2 separate regions of the Homo sapiens genome follow, and region 2 is linked to region 1. Evidence: chromatin loops called from intact Hi-C (ENCODE). Cell type or tissue: CD14-positive monocyte. All regions are shown on one strand.

Region 1 (8,000 bases):
CCACACCCAGCCTTCTCTCTTCTTTTTGATCTCCTCTAATATAAACACCATGATTTAAAATTACCTATTATTAATACATTTTATGTTATGTGATAATGAGACAAAAGAGGAAAGAAAACAAAAATTTTTGAAACACACAAATTTGTTCATGACAAAATAAGAAATATTCATTAAAATGATAGTCTTCACTTCTGTAACTGATTCTGCGATCATGGTAGTATTTATAACTACCATCTTTCACTCCTCAATCCATTTTCCATTTTCCCTCAACTAGTACCTCAGTTGGTCATCATCTGTGCCTAGTGGGGAAACCCAAACCTTCATTCCTGAAAGATCTGGGGCATTACAGTCCTGCTTGATAGAGCTGTGGTTTTACATGGACTTTAATAACAAAACAAGGTGGTACTCAGAGCTGCCCTAATGGGTCTGTCATATTCCAGACATGTTCTTCATTATCTCTATATAATATAGTAGCATACCAATTTCCTTCTTAGTAGCCAGGATCAGTCACCCCATCCATACAGTAACTCCCTTCTTTGCCTGCTGATTCAGAGCAAGAGGAGCCCAAAGTAGTGATGGGCAGTGGTACCTTCCAGTTCAGTAGAAACATTGTTGTGTCGCTGGGTGGATACATTTCTTCCTTTGGAACCAAGACCTCTGAGCCAACACAGCATAAGGTCATGAGGATGGGAAGCAGAAATTTTTCTAGTGGATCACTAAAGGTAATAATGAGTGATACAATTCCCATTTCTACCCCTTCATTCCTGGATCCTTGGATTCTAGTTATGGGAGAGAGAGCACCATACACTGAGTGCTGATTTAGAGTATGTATAGCTTCCTAAAGGATATTGCTCCAGCCCTGCAAGGTATTGCCTGCTAGCTGGTACTTGGGTAAGTCTTCAAAAGGTCATCCTACCATTCCTTCAAGCCGGCTACTCAAAATGGACAATATGGTAGGACCAGTGAATTCCAGAGTGTGGACCCATTGCCACAGTTTATTTGCTGTGAATTTAATCCCACAATCAAACCAATGCTGTATGGAATGCCATGATGATGGACAAGGCATTCTGTAAGTCCACAGATGATAGTTTTGGCAGAAGCATTATGTACAGAGAAAGCACATTCATGTTCAGAGTTAACATCTATCCCGATAAAAACGAGGCTCTGCTTCTCCCACAAGGGAAGTGGTCCAGTGTGTTCAACCTGCCACTGGGGAGCTGGGTGATTACCCAGGGAATGGTGCCATATCAGGGACTCAGTGTCCATCTCTGCTGTGGGCAGATTGGGCACTCAGCAGTGAGTGTAGCCAGATTGGCCTTGGCAAGTCAAAGTCCATGTTGCTGATCCCAGGAACAGCTTCTGTTCCTGCCACTGAAACTGTAGAAGCAGGAAACATGTTAGAATGATCAAGGATAGAAACTAGATTTCTCTGAATGTATCTACTTCCTCTTATGGTTTTTTGACTGTAACAAGAACGGGATAGGAGGTGCCAACTGGGAAGAAATTGTACTTGATGTACAACAGCATAACCTATATAAATTTTTAAAATCTTGCCCTTTCTTAAAACTGGGCTTGAAATTACATTCCTATTCCCATAGTCTAGATACCCATCGTGACTGGTAAAATGTTTACCGTGATTTGACTATCTAGAATGATCTCTAGAGACAGTGGCAGACTATATTTTCCACTGATATCTATGTTACATATTTATCTCATCCCACATGTTGTCTGTACAGGTAATTCACACTCCTCCCACTCCTTCCACAGAGAAGTGAGGATTTTTTCCCCCTCCTCTTCAATCTGGACCAGGACTTGTGACTGCCCTGACCAATGGAGTATGGCAGAAGTAATGCTATATCCCTTCCAAGTGTAGTTCATAAAAAGAATGAAACTTCCATTTAACGCTTTCCCCCTCAGATCACTCATCCTGGGAGATACCATCAGCCACGTTATGAGACTACTCCAGCAGTTCTGTGGTGAGGAAGCAACTTTCCAGCAACAACTCATTATCTATGGGATTATGTCACCTGGAAGTGAATTTTCTAGCCTCAGTCAAGCCTTCAGATAATTGCAGCCTCAGCTCACATCTGACTACAAACTCATGAGAGATTTCAATCCAGAAACACTCAAGCCAGAAACTTCCAAATTCCTGACCCAGAGAAATTGTAACAGATAGTAAATTAGATTACTATTGTTTTAAGCCATGTTTTGAGGGTGATTTGCCTGCAGCAATAGATAACTAACACAGGGACAACCTGGTATAATATTAGCTCAAGTGTGACTTAGAATAGGTGAAACATTATGAATTGCCAGGAGTTTTATCAACCAGCAAGCCTCCCAACTCTGTGTGGGTCTCACAAAATCTCCATCATTAGTAGTTAATTCTTTGACTCTATCTTCCAAACTTTATGCCTAGATTGCCATTTCAACTGGAAGAGAACACACTGGGCAAGAGGAACCATTGAGCACCTACTTCCCTACAAATTGGGACAGGAAGTTAGTGTTAGGACCTGAGGGAGGGAGAGTAAGGGACATAGTTTTTGGAGGCGATATTGGCTCTTTTTGTATCAGAGGTTGTCCTTCCTCTTTCACTGTGTTTCTCAGTAACTGTTATGTGCTTTGTGTGTACATACAAAAATCAGATCCAGATTTAGTTGGTTTGCTATTTGTGGTAAGAATTGAGGTGTAAAGGGCATGGGGGACTTTTTTCTGATAAATTATTAATTCTGTTCACTGTTGCTGAGAACCTCTTCTTTCAGAAGAACAAAGTATTGACAGCTTAGCTTGTCCACACCTGTGATTTCACGATCACAGCCTCACTCTCCAAATTTGCTTTCCTAACTAGGACTTCTCCCCATGTTTCCCTCCCAATGGCTGTGTTACCACCGCATATAAAAAAGACCATTTGTTCTATGGTGTGGACCATAAAGATATATCCGTGTTTCCAAGAGGTAATATTAGTTCTAATTCTCATGGTCTAATATTAGTTCTTATTATGTCCTCTAGTTAAAAGAGTATTTATTCAACTGCTAGAAAGCAGGGGAATCATTGCTGGGCGCAGTGGCTCACACAGAAATAAGCCCCGTGTGGTGGCATGTTCCTGTGGTCCCACCTACTCGGGAGACAGAGGTGGGATGATCGCTTGAGCTGGTGAGGTTGAGGCTTCAGTGAGCTATGATTGCACCACTGCACTCCAGCCTTGACCATAGAGCAAGACCCTGACTCAAAAACAAAACAAAACAAAAAAAGAAAACAGGGGAATCTGATTGCACATTACAATTTACCAGGGAATACCTAAAGGGAACAAAGTTAATCTGTGATTAAACACAGATTATTGTGCTCTGCTCCAAACTTTATAAATCAAGATGCTTTGATGTTGCAGTGACCTAACCCATATTAAAACAAACAAACAAACAAACAAACACCTCCCCAATTGACTCTGATGAAACAGCATCAGTGTAGGTCAACATTCGGGACGCAGTTAACTAGATGGTGTTTGGAGCCGCAGGAGGCATGAGATGGAAAGATAGAATGGAATCACAGTTGAACAGTCGCCAGCATCCTAAGCATTTACATGGACTTTCTTTCGTCTAATGGCACTGGTAACTCATAGAATGGGATGAGATACAGGAGAGATCTCTAGCCTCCACCGTCTCTGGAATGTACATTTTGGAATGAAGGGGACTTTCTGCATTGAAAGAACAAAGTTACTTGTACAGATGTGCTTAGAAATGTATTCTGGGCGAGCTAGCCCACAAATAATCAAGCTTTCCAAGGGTTATCTCCCAATGCGGTCACAGAACTGAGTGAAGCAAGAGTTGCATTTCCTTGTGTTTTCTTTTAGCTGCCACAAGAGGGAGCTCGATGTCTAATGAGTTCGTTTTCACGAGCCCAGGAGACCCGAGCCAGTCATGCCGGGGATGGCTTCCTCCTGCTGCCTTTGACCCTCCCTGTCCTAGCAAGTATGAATTTAGAGAATTGCAGCACCTATATGAAAGGTGTCCTGCTTCAAGCAGCCTAATTTCAGGAGCTATGAAGCTTTACTGGTATAAAGAAAAGGGGACCCGAATTCGATTGACTTATTTTTCGTTTTTTCCTCTTTTATTTGAAACAAGGTCTCGCTGTGTCACCCAGGCTGGAGTGCAGTGCCACAATCATAGCTCACTGCCGCCTTCGCCTCCCGGGCTCAAGCTATCCTCCCACCTCAGCCCCAGTCCTTCAGCTGGATCTACAGGCACGCACCACCAAGCCCAGGTAATTTTTGTATTTTCAGTAGAGACGAGGTCTCACTATGTTTCCCAGGCTGGTCTCGAACTCCTGGGCCCAAGCAATTCGCCCACCTCGGCCTCCCAAAGTGGTGGGGTTACAGGCATGAGCCGCTACATCCAGCTGACTTATTTCTCTTAGCTTTTAAAATGTGGACTATAACAACCACCCCACACACAAACACACACAATGAGAAAAAGATAAACGTGAAGATTAATATATTTGTGTAAAACAAAATGCTCATGTACTCCCACTCATGTCAAGAAATAGATCACTATTTGTTTTTCAGAAAAGTTGTCTTCCTAAGATGTGGCAATGGGCTTTATAGCTCTGATAGTAGATAAGAGCAGAGAAATCAACTAAATTACAAACGATCTTTTTTAGTATTACTTTTTTTAATTTTTAATTTTTGTCGGTACATAGTACATAGTAGTTGTATATATTTATGGGGTACATGAGATACTTTGATATCAGGCATGCAATGTGTAATAATCACATCATAGAAAATAGAGTATCCATTCCCTCAAATATTCGTCCTTTGGATTATAAAGAATCCAGTTATACTCTTTTAGTTTTTAAAAAATATATAATTAACTTATCATTGACTATATTCACTCTATTGTGCCTTTGAATACTAGGTTTCATTCATTCTTTCTGTTCTTTTTGTACGCATTAACCATCCCCACTTCTCCCCCGACTCCTGCCACCCTTCCCAATTTCTGGTAACCATCCTTCTATTCTCTATCTCCATGAGTTCAATTGTTTTGATTTTTAGCTCCCACAAATAAGTGAGAACATACAAAGTTTGTCTTTCTGTGCCTGATCCATTTCACTTAACATAATGACCTCCAGTTCCATCCATGTTGTTGCAAATGACAGAGTCTCATTATTTTTCATGGCAGAATAGTACTCCATTATGTATATGAACAATTTTTTTTTGTTCATTCATCTGTTGATAGACACTTAGGTTACAAACTATTGTAATTTTTTTCTATAGACAAACACACAGTCATGCAAAGGAATGTGTGTGTGCACAGGTATTCATTGTAGCTTTTTTTTTGTAATGAGCAAAAGATCAAAAGCAATTTGGTCAGATTAAATTTTGTTACATTCATCCAATAAAATACAATGCAAAAATTAAAAAGAATGAGGAACTTTGAGAATACAGACACAGAAGGAGGACTTTCTAACTCATGATAAATCCACGATCACCCTAATAACCAAATCCATTTAAAGACATTACAAGAAAACAAAACTACAGACCAATAACTCTCATGAACATAGATGCAAAAATTCTCAAAAACATATTAGGAAATCAAACCCAAAAATGTCTAAACTACTATAATGTAATGTATAAAACAAAGTATAAAAATTATTCATGCCAGGTATGCAAGTCTAGTTCAAATTTCAAAAATTAATTAATGTAATCAATTACATCAACAGACTAATGAAAAAACCACATAGTTATATCAGTAGAAGCAGAAAAAGTATTTGACAAAATTCAACACTCATTCATAATTTTTAAAAATGCTCAGTAACCTGGGAATAAAGAGGAACTTCCTCAATCTGATAAACAATGCCTACAAAAAATCCTACAGCTAACATTATACTTAACAGTGGGAAACTTGACGCTTTCCCAGTAAGGCCAGGAACAAGGCAAGGACGTCTTCTCTCATATTGGTTTTCAGCATTGCTGAAGTCTTAGCTAATTCAATTAAAAACAAACTAAAAAGGTATGCATATTGGAAAGGAAGAAAAAAAAACTATTTTGTTCACAACTGACATGATCATCTATGCAGAAAATCCAAAAGATTGGATAACAAACATTCCTGGAAGTAATAAGTGATTATAGCAGGGTTGCAGAGTACAAAAAAATCAATCACTTTCCTAGATACCAACAGTGAGCAAATGGAATTTGAAATTAAAAACACAATACTATTTACATTATGTCCCTCAGAAATGAAACACTGAGTAAAAATCTAACAAAATATGTACAAGATCTATATGAGAAAAACTACAACACTCTGATGAAAGAAATTATAGAAGAACTGAAGAAATTGAGAGATAGTCCATGTACAGGGCTAGGAAGATTCAAGATTGTCAAGATGTCAGTTTTCCTCAATTTGATCTTTGGATTCAGTACAATCCCAATAAAAATTCCAGCAATTTATTCTGTGGATATAACAAACTGATTCTAAAGTTTACATGGACAGGGAAAAGACCCAGTATAGCCAACATAATATTGAACAAGAAGAGCAAAGTTGGAGGACTGACACCATCTGATTTCAAGACATACTGTAAAGCTACAGTAACCAAGACAGTGTACTACAGGCAAAAGAACAGACAAATAGATCAATGGAACTGAATAAGAGAGCCCAGAAATAGACTCACATTAATATTGTCAAGTGATCTTTATCAAAGGAGCAAAGGCAATTCAATGGAGAAAAGATAGTCTTTTCAACAAATGGTTCTGGAATGACTAGACATCCATGTGCAAAAAAGTAACTTTAGAAACAGACCTTACATGCTTTGCTAAAATTAACTTAAAATGGATCGCAGACCTAAATGTAAAAGACAAAACTATAAAACACCTAGAAGATAACATAGGAGAAAATCTAGATGACGTTTGGTTTGACAATGACTTTGTAATTACAAAACAAAAGATATAATCCGTGAAAGAAAGAATCAAGAAGGCAATTCTTATTAAAATTGAAAATTTCTGGCTGGGCATGGTGGCTCACACCTGTAATCCCAGCACTTTGGGAGGCTGAGGTGGGAGGATCACTTGAGCCCAGGAATTTGAGACCAGCCTAGGCAACAAAGTGAGACCCCCATTTCTACAGAAAATAAATGATTAGCTGGGCATAGTGGTGCATACCTGCAGTCCTAGCTACTTGGGAGGATGAAGTGGGGGGATCACTTGAGTCCGTGAGGTTGAGGCTGCTGTGAGCTGTGATGGTGCCACTGCACTCCAGTGTGGGTGACAGAGTGAGACTCTGTCTCAAAAAAAAAAAAATCTAAAAAAAAAAAAAATCTGCTCTATGGGAGAGTGTTGCAGGAGACATATCAGATAAAGGACTGTTATCCAAAATATTCAAAGAACTCCTAAAACTCAACAATAAGGACACAGAAAGCCCATTTTAAAAATGGGCCAAGCCCTTAACAGGCACCTCAAGAAAGAAGATATACAGATGCCAGGTTAACATATGAGAGGGTGATACACATCATATATCATCAGGGAAATGCAAGTTAAAACAGTGAGATACCACCCTACACCTATTAGAAATGGCCAAAATCCAGAACACTGACACAACCAAATGCTGGCAAAGACATGGAACATCCTCATTCATTATTGGTGGGAATGCAAAATGATACAGCCACCTTGGAAGAGAGTTTGGCAGTTTCCCATGCAACTAAACATATGCTTACCATACAATCCAGCAATCATGTTCTTTGGTATTTATCCAAACAAGTTATAAACTTCTGTCCACACAAAAACCTGCACATGGATGTTTATAGCAGCTTTATTTATAATTGTCCAATTGGGAAGCAACCAAGATGTTTTTCAGTAGGTGAATGGATAAATAAATGATGGTACATCCAGACAGTGGACATTATTCAATGCTAAAAAGTAATGAGCTATCAGTCTATGAAAAGACATGGAGGAAACTTTAAATGCATCCTACTAAATGACAGATGCCAATCGTAAAAGGCTACATACTTCATGATTTCTA
Region 2 (8,000 bases), 97 kb after region 1:
CTGAACAAAGGGCATGGGAAAATGGGTGTGATGTTTTGGGGAGGGTTTCCCTATAGCCTTTCTCTTCACCTTGGGCCATACCTTCTTTTTGTTTGATGAGTGAAGGACCTTCAGCTGCTCTGCTGTTTACATCTAAGAAAAAGGTAGGGAAGGTTACACTGAGGTTCAAGGAGACAGACTAGTTATAGTTTTTGCAAGTCCGTCAGCTGCCATCTCCTCCTACCTCTGATAATAGATCATCTCTTTCCTTTAAGTAACCCACTCCACATGACTCTGACAAGAATGTCCAAGCACTGATGCCCCTCCTTCTCCCCCCAAAAAAACCTAGTCTGGGCATCTGGGTATATGACACAAAATAGGCCAACCAGAATATTTATCATTCATTGTCTGTGAGCCCTGACAGAGCTGGTTAGAATCCAAGATTTTATTTTTGATCTTGATACTTTAATTTTATGTCTTCTAAAATATAAATGTATACATATGCATTTGTACACATATATATTGTTTTAGTTTCTGAAGAACAGAGTCATACTACATATGCCAAGGTGATTAAGAGCACAGATTCTGAAGCCCGATGGCTCAGGTTTGAATCCTGGCTCAGCCATTTTACTAGCTATGTCTCTCTATGTCTCAGTTTCATCATCAGTAAAATGGGTGTAATAATAATAGTACCTATATCATGGGTTGAGACATAAGGATTAAAGGAGTTAATGTATGGAAAGTGCTTAAAACAGTGCCTGGCACACAATAAACCATATAAAAGAATTATCGAATGTTATGCCTACAAATTAATACAGAGCTAGCTCTTTATTCTAATTTATTCATACACATGCACAGAATTTTATATTAACAGGGCAATTTATTCTTATGAAGGTATTTTTACTGTATTCTTTCCCATCCTCATTTATTTTTTTCTTTGGTTACCTTGATTGACCCCTCCCTTCCTACCCATTCACCAGGTGCTTCTCCTCCCAAAGTTATCTGTCATACCTGTTGTGAGTTAAATTGTGTCCCCACCCCACCAAATATATATGTTAAAGTTTGAATCCCCTGTACCTGTGAATGTGACCTTCTTTGAGAGCCTTTACAGATGTAATCAAGTTAAAATGAAGGCATACTGGATTAGAGTGGGCCCTAAATCCAATGACTGGTAATCTGATAAGGAGAGAGATATTTGAAGATGCAGATAAAATACTTGGGAAGAAGGCCATGTGATGATGGAGGCAGAGAGATTCAAGTGATGCATCTACAAGCCAAGAAACACCAAGGATGACTGGCAACCACCAGAAGCTAGAACAAGAAACCAAGGGGCCTACAGAGGAAGCTGGTCCTGCTGATACCTTCATTTCTAACTTCTAGCCTCCACATCTGCGAGAGAATACATTTCTGTTTTTGCTTGTTTGTTTTGAGGTGGAGTCTCCCTCTGCCACCCAGGCTGGAGTGCAGTGGCATGATCTTGGCTCACTGCAGTCTCCACCTCCTGGGCTCAAGTGAGTCTCCTGCCTCAGCCTCCCAAGTAGCTGGGACTACAGTCACCTGCCACCATGCCTGGCTAATTTTCGTATTTTTAGTAGAGACAGGATCTTACCATGTTGGCTAGGCTGGTCTCAAACGCCTGACCTCAAGTGATCTGCCCGCCCTCAGTCTCCCAAAGTACTGGGATTACAGGCATGATACACTGTGCCCGGATAATTTCTGTTGTTTTAAGCTGCTCAGTTTATAATACTTTATTACAACAGCCCTAGAAAACCAATATAGTATCCATGTTTATCTGTGTGTCTTGTCATTCTTTACTTCATGTTTAAGTAAACATACATACACACACAAACATGCACATAGTTGGGTTGCATTAAAATTCAGCTTCAGCCTCAATATTTGTTCATTTTTTTCTATTTGACTTTGATCTCACCTCAGTCTTTTGGAGGTGGAACCACTGAGTGCCAATTTGAAGTTCATTTCTGGCATCCCTGAACTTGTGTGGTCACGATGAATACATGACAGATTGGGTTACCAGCCTATCTAACTAGCACAATAACATTAGAAATATGAACAAATCATGTTCCTAACTTTAAAATCTTAATAGTCACCTTCAAATTTAAGCATTCTAATGTAGCTTGGAGTGAACATCGTGTGTGTGTTCAAAGTTAAATTTTTATCAAAGTATAAATGTGTGTGTAATTATACAATTACAGGAGTAAGAGGCTGAAATAAATAATGGTGATTGTGAAAACCTATAAGTTACAGATGATTCTTCAGGAAACTGACTCTGAAGCAGAGGTTAGAACTCCCCTACAAGTGTGAATCCTGAGAACACCCCTATTAATTTCCTGCTCTCAGGATTCACACTCGTAGGGGAGCGAAGGAAGTAGGATTAGGCAGTGGGAGAAGGTGAACTACTATGCAGTCATAACAGAAGCCCCAGCCAATCCTACAGGAAACTCTACAGCTAGATGGCTCCACAGAGATGTCCTGAATCGGGGAAAGGGGACTGGGCCTTTATACCATTCACTGACCTATTAAAAGAAGAACTTCAGACAAATTAAATTGAACACAGTTTATTTGAGTAGAGAACAATTCATGAGTAGGGCAACACTCAGAATCAGAAGAGCAGTGAGCTTGTATAAGCTGAACACAGAAGCAAAGTAGAGAAATCATCTGGTTGGCTACAGCAAGACATTTGCCTTATTTGGGCACGGATATGATCAGTTAGCTGCCTGTGATTGGTTGAAGCTTGGCTGTTTGTGATTGGCTGGAACCTTGCTATTTGTTACAAAAAGTATACTACTAAGTTACATTTCGGTTTGTTTACCTACTGACTTAGGTTGCTATTTATTAGGTAGGAACTCAAAGTATGGAGAAAACCTCAGGCTCATGGCCTCCAGCATAAACAGGCTCATGGCCTCCAGCATAAACAATGCTGATTTAATAGAGCAGTCATTGGATGTGAGCTGACCCAGGAAGGGGTTGTGACTTTGGGTGAGGCAGCTCCTTGCTCTGAAGGCAATCCTTACAAGGGAGTGCTGCCAGCTGTCAGCAATCAACACTCACAGCAGCTGGGATGAACCAGTGCTTCAGTCCTGGGGGCACTCTATCATTACACCATGCCTTTCAGGTCCAAAAACAATTACTGAGAACTTCCGCATAATTATACAACTCAGGAAATAGACTGAGTGTTGGTATGAAGATTAAGAGTGCTTTAGTTAAATGCCATTAGAAAGAATATTGTCTCCTCTTGGAACTGGAAAGTGATTGTAAAAATATCAATAATAACATGAGTCAGAACAGCAAAGATTAGATTCCATGGAAATCCAGAGATCATTTTTGTGATAGGCAGCCTCCCTTGTAGAATTTTTTGGTATTCTATCATTCATATTATTAACGAAAATAATCTTTGATGACCGTATTTGATGTTTTTTAGTTATTTACATTTAGGCTGTGTATCTTTTTAGAAAAAGTGTTATCTGAAAATTGTTCACATTTGTGAGGATGAATTTCAAAAAGATTGGCAATTTTGCTTACTTAAATTTCTTGAAGTAGAAATGAAACTCTCTAAAATCATGTGTAACAACTTCTGTGCTAAATCGTCTTTGATCCAGACATCATAATGGGTGCAAAGAGCATGAAAAAAAAAAAACAGAAAAGTGTTGGAAATCAGATTCCCCAAATACATTTTGTTCTCACTAATCAAACTTCAAAACAACAGATTTTATAAGCACACTTTAAAAAAATTCTTTATAGTTTTGAGTTAGTGAAGCTAAAATCTTAAAGCTGTAAAATTGATTGCACAACACTGTCAACCATTTTTTGAAGTAGAAGACAAAGGATTTTCAAAATTTGCTAAAATTATGATTCTTAAAAGTTCTTTCTAGAAAACATGTTTTGAAAAGTTATTCCAAATTACATTAAGCTGTGCACAAAATTATTTTATGTACTAATTCTGTATCTTATAGATTGAACATTTGGACATAGAGAAACAATCAGGTGTTTTCTTCCTGATTTATGATGAATTTCACTATATTTCTACTTGGTGGTGGAGATATTTCTTGGTCTTACACGTAGTTAACAACATAGTGCATATACTTTATGGAATGTATGTCATATGAAAAAAGTCAATTGTTGATAATGGAACAAAAATGGCAAAGGCTATGAGTGAATTAGAAATTAGAAGTATATTATTATTTCTTCACACCTTTAATTGTGTGTCCAGGAATAATCAGAGCTCAGTATCAGGTAATAGAATTAATGTCCATAAGCAGAAAGATGGTTGGGCCACACTTTCATCATTCTTCAGTCAAAATCAAACTCATGACATACAAGAGACCTTGGAATTGCATGCCTATGAGGTTTTTAAACAGGATGACAAAGCAGCTCTTCCATGTTCAAAGCAATACTTAAACAAAAAGCCGATACTGTACTCTGCAGATGACAATACCCACCCAGCAGGACGTACTGATAACTGAGAGTTGCTTGAAAAAAAGTGGTTTATTTGATGAACCTACTGAAGAAATAGCCAAACGAAGGTGCTTTGAGAGTGGATGTATTTCACACGATACATGCTGTAAACACTTTGCTATTGTTTTGCTCCTGCCAATGTGCTGAAACAGGTGCATAGCTATTGAATGCTGAGATACAGATGGAAATTCAGAAATTATTTTTGCGGGGTTGTCAGCCTTCTAAAATATCTCCCAATGATCTCCACTTCCTGATATTCATGTGTTTGTGTAACCTCCTCCCCAAAGGATGAACTTAGTGACTTACTTATAACTAATGGTATATGGCAAAAGTGATGGAATGTCATTTCCAATATTAGATTACAAAAAACTGTGTGACTTCTGTCTTGCTAGCAAACTCTACTGCCTTTCTGATTTTCATGTATTAATCAAGTAAGTGGCTATATTCTGAGCTGCCATTTTTGAAAGACTCATGAGGTAAGGAACTGAGGGAAGCCCCTGCCAACAGCTAGAAAGGAACTGAGGCTCTCATTCCAATACCCTGTGAGGAACTGCATGTTGCCAAAAGCCAATGAATAAACTTGGAAGTGGGTCATTCCCCAGTAGAGCCTTCAGATGAGGATGAAGACCCTGAGTCAACATCTTGATTTCAACCTAGTGAGAAACCGTAAGCCAAGGACCAAGCTAAGCTGTGCTCAGATTCCTGACCACAGAAACTGTAAGATAAGTGTGTATCAAGATGCTCAGTTTTGGAATAATTCCCTAGGTAACAATAGATGGCTAATATTAATACTTTTTTGTTTTTCTGTTATATGAATAGTATTTTGATATCTTGAAAGTGAATTGTCTTTCTCTATTGTCATATTTCTCATCCAAGATTTCAGGAGACATTCTTCCCAACAGCCTACGTGAAATAGCAAGCAAATGCAAAAATCTTATGGGAAAACAAAAAAACCTAAGAGAGGGGAGAACTTTCTCATTTTTGAGAATGGCAGTCCAGGCTATATGGATCAACTCCTCTGCTGAAAGTCATTAAAAGTGGCGGATAAAATACTCAAAACAATCTTTATAAAATAATGGAAAGACAATCTAGTGAGGAATTTCCTAGCTAAAATTTAGAAAGTGAGAACTCCAAGAACTAAGCAGAGCATTCAAACCTGCTTTTGACTGATGAGCATAGGCTTATTCTGATTATAAAAATGAGCTGTAGTTTTCAACAGTCTCCTGAGAGGAAAGGAACAAAAGTAAAAGTGGCACCAAACTGGTACTATGGCATATGGTAAAAGCAAACTGAAACCCTCCTTCATGGATGTACTTTGATCATAGAATGAAAATGATCCCAGGTAGAAGGTCTGAGGTACGAGGAGGAAACAGGTGGTAAATATATGGATGTATCCATCAGGATTCGAATAGGAAGCTGATGGCTCATTCAAGAGCTTAATTAAACATAGACTTGGCCGGACACGGTGGCTCACGTCTGTAATCCTAGCACTTTGGGAGGCCAAGGCAGGCGGATCACTTGAGATCAGGAGTTCCAGACCAGCCTGGCCAACATGGTGAAACTCTGTCTCTACTAAAAATACAAAAAGTGGCCAGGAGCGGTGGCTTACGCCTGTAGTCCCAGCTACTCAGGAGGCTGAGGCAGGAGAATTGCTTGAACCCGGGAGATGGAGGTTGCAGTGAGTCGAGATCGCGTCACTGCACTCCAGCCTGGGTGACAGAGCAAGACTCCGTCTCAAAATAAATAAATAAATGAATAAATAAATAATAAACATAGGCCAATGAAGGGACTAAATAGAGATGTAGGCAGGATTAAGAGGTCCAAAAAGAGATGGTGCAGCATCCAAGGACAAGCAGCAGTGGGAAACGGGTACCAGCCTAGACCTGATGGGGCAAGGGCAGTAGCCTTGGAGGATGGGCTGCCTTATAGGACTTGTAGCACAGAGGAATGCAGCCACGGCCAGAACTGTAGGGAGAGAACAGGAGGAATAAAAACCCTGACTTCTTTCCTCCCACCCTTCAATCTCCGGACAGTGCCTCCCACTGGCAAGGGGAAGCTGATGATGCGGTCCTGAGAGGTCAGCCTGTCAGTGCACAGAAATGAGCAGAGACAAGTGAATGATGGATCTGAAGAGGCACAGGTCATCCCTGTTGTCACTGAGCACCCATTACGTTCTTTTGTTTGGATGAACAAGCTCACATCCTTAACACAGAGATGCCCAGTATTAGTTCTACTATTACTGCAGAGGGAAGTCATTCCTGCTATACTTCTGAAACTGAAATTGTAACAACAGCCATGAAAAGTGCTCTTCATGTAAGATATCAGAGTGAAATTGAAGTGGGAAAGAAACAATTAGTTACCATAAAACATAATAGCTGCAGTTCCTGCTTCTATAGCTGGTCATAAAGCCTAAATTGATAACCATTTTGTGTCTCTCTTACCTTCCTCTAGCACTTCGTTTCCTTGGAATTTTTTATCTGGTAGAGTGACCCAAAGGATCCAAGTCATTAATGCTTCGTCTTTATTGCACTGCTGCAGTTATCCATTGACCATTATTCTGGACAGAGTATAAAAAGCCTCCCGACGGAATAGTCTCGGTTCCACTCCTAATTCTCCTTGATTGCACTGTATAGCAACAACATATTTTTCTCCTAATAATTGGATCAATTGGTACCTTTACTAGCTTAGTAAAGGTACCTCCTTCTCTGCCTGATGGTTTAGCATCATGACTTGCCCAAAATGGCCAAGAGGCAGCCTCTCCTTCCACTTGAAACCATAACTGGGTCCTTTAGTGGAAGTGTTTCTCCTTGAAACACTAGGACTCGCAAAGCCACCCACTCCAAAGTTGCAAATTTAGGAAGCAAAAAATTGCATAGGTGTGTGATTAGGTGGAATAAGGAAGAGGAACCAGTTCTACTGTGTCCAGAATTGGTTCCTTCCGGTGGGTTCTTGGGCTTGCTGACTTCAAGAATGAAGCCGCAAACTCTTGCAGTGAGTGTTACAGTTCTTAAAAATGGCGTGTCTAGAGTTTCTTCCTTCAGATGTTCAGATGTGTCCAGAGTTTCTCGCTTCCGGTGGGTTTGTGGTCTCACTTGACTTCAGGAGTGAAGCCACAGACCTTCGCAGTGAGTGTTACAACTCTTAAAAGTGGCAAGTCTGGAGTTGTTTTGTTCCTCCCGGTGGGTTCGTGGTCTCACCGACTTAAGGAATGAAGCCACAGACCTTCACAGAGTGTTACAGCTCATAAAGGTAGTACAGACCAAAGAGAAAGCAGCAGCAAGATTTACTGTGAAAGGCAAAAGAACAAACCCACCACAGCCTGGAATGGTACCTGAGCTGGTTGCCGGGTTGCCACGGGTGGCCAGCTTTTATTCCCTTCTTTGGCTCCACCCTCATCCTGCTGATTGGTCCATTTTACAGAGCACTGATTGGTCCATTTTACAGAGTGCTGATTGGTGCATTTTTACAGAGTGCTGATTGGCACATTTACAAACCTTTAGCTAGACACAGAGCGCTGATTGGTGTGTTTTTTACAGAGTGCTGACTGG

What was found. A loop is a pair of places that touch in the nucleus more often than their neighbours do. Peaks named below come from ENCODE experiments on the same cell type or tissue, not always from the same donor. Only the 100,000 strongest peaks of a DNase experiment are listed, where the experiment ranks them.
Region 2: a loop joins it to region 1, with 2.1 times the contacts of the local background. A loop is called at or near these places in 6 of 110 quality-filtered maps.

Annotation. Positions count from the first base shown.
Region 1 is chr19:51,773,899-51,781,898 of GRCh38, reverse strand. It overlaps LOC105372448 (a long non-coding RNA gene), which reads left to right. Exons shown (of 3, transcript XR_936049.2): 2 at 553-722; 3 at 1,918-2,200. Among named protein-coding and RNA genes, the nearest start is that of FPR2, 17 kb to the right of the region's middle. RefSeq lists a silencer at 3,789-4,083. In CD14-positive monocyte, CTCF peaks have their summits at 3,642 and 3,841 (motif pointing right); a DNase peak (open chromatin) is centred at 3,858; H3K27ac peaks cover 1,393 bases.
Region 2 is chr19:51,676,450-51,684,449 of GRCh38, reverse strand. It overlaps a transcript of SPACA6 not described here. Among named protein-coding and RNA genes, the nearest start is that of MIR99B, 12 kb to the left of the region's middle. In CD14-positive monocyte, no CTCF peak of the experiment used is centred here; a DNase peak (open chromatin) is centred at 3,069; H3K27me3 peaks cover 3,920 bases.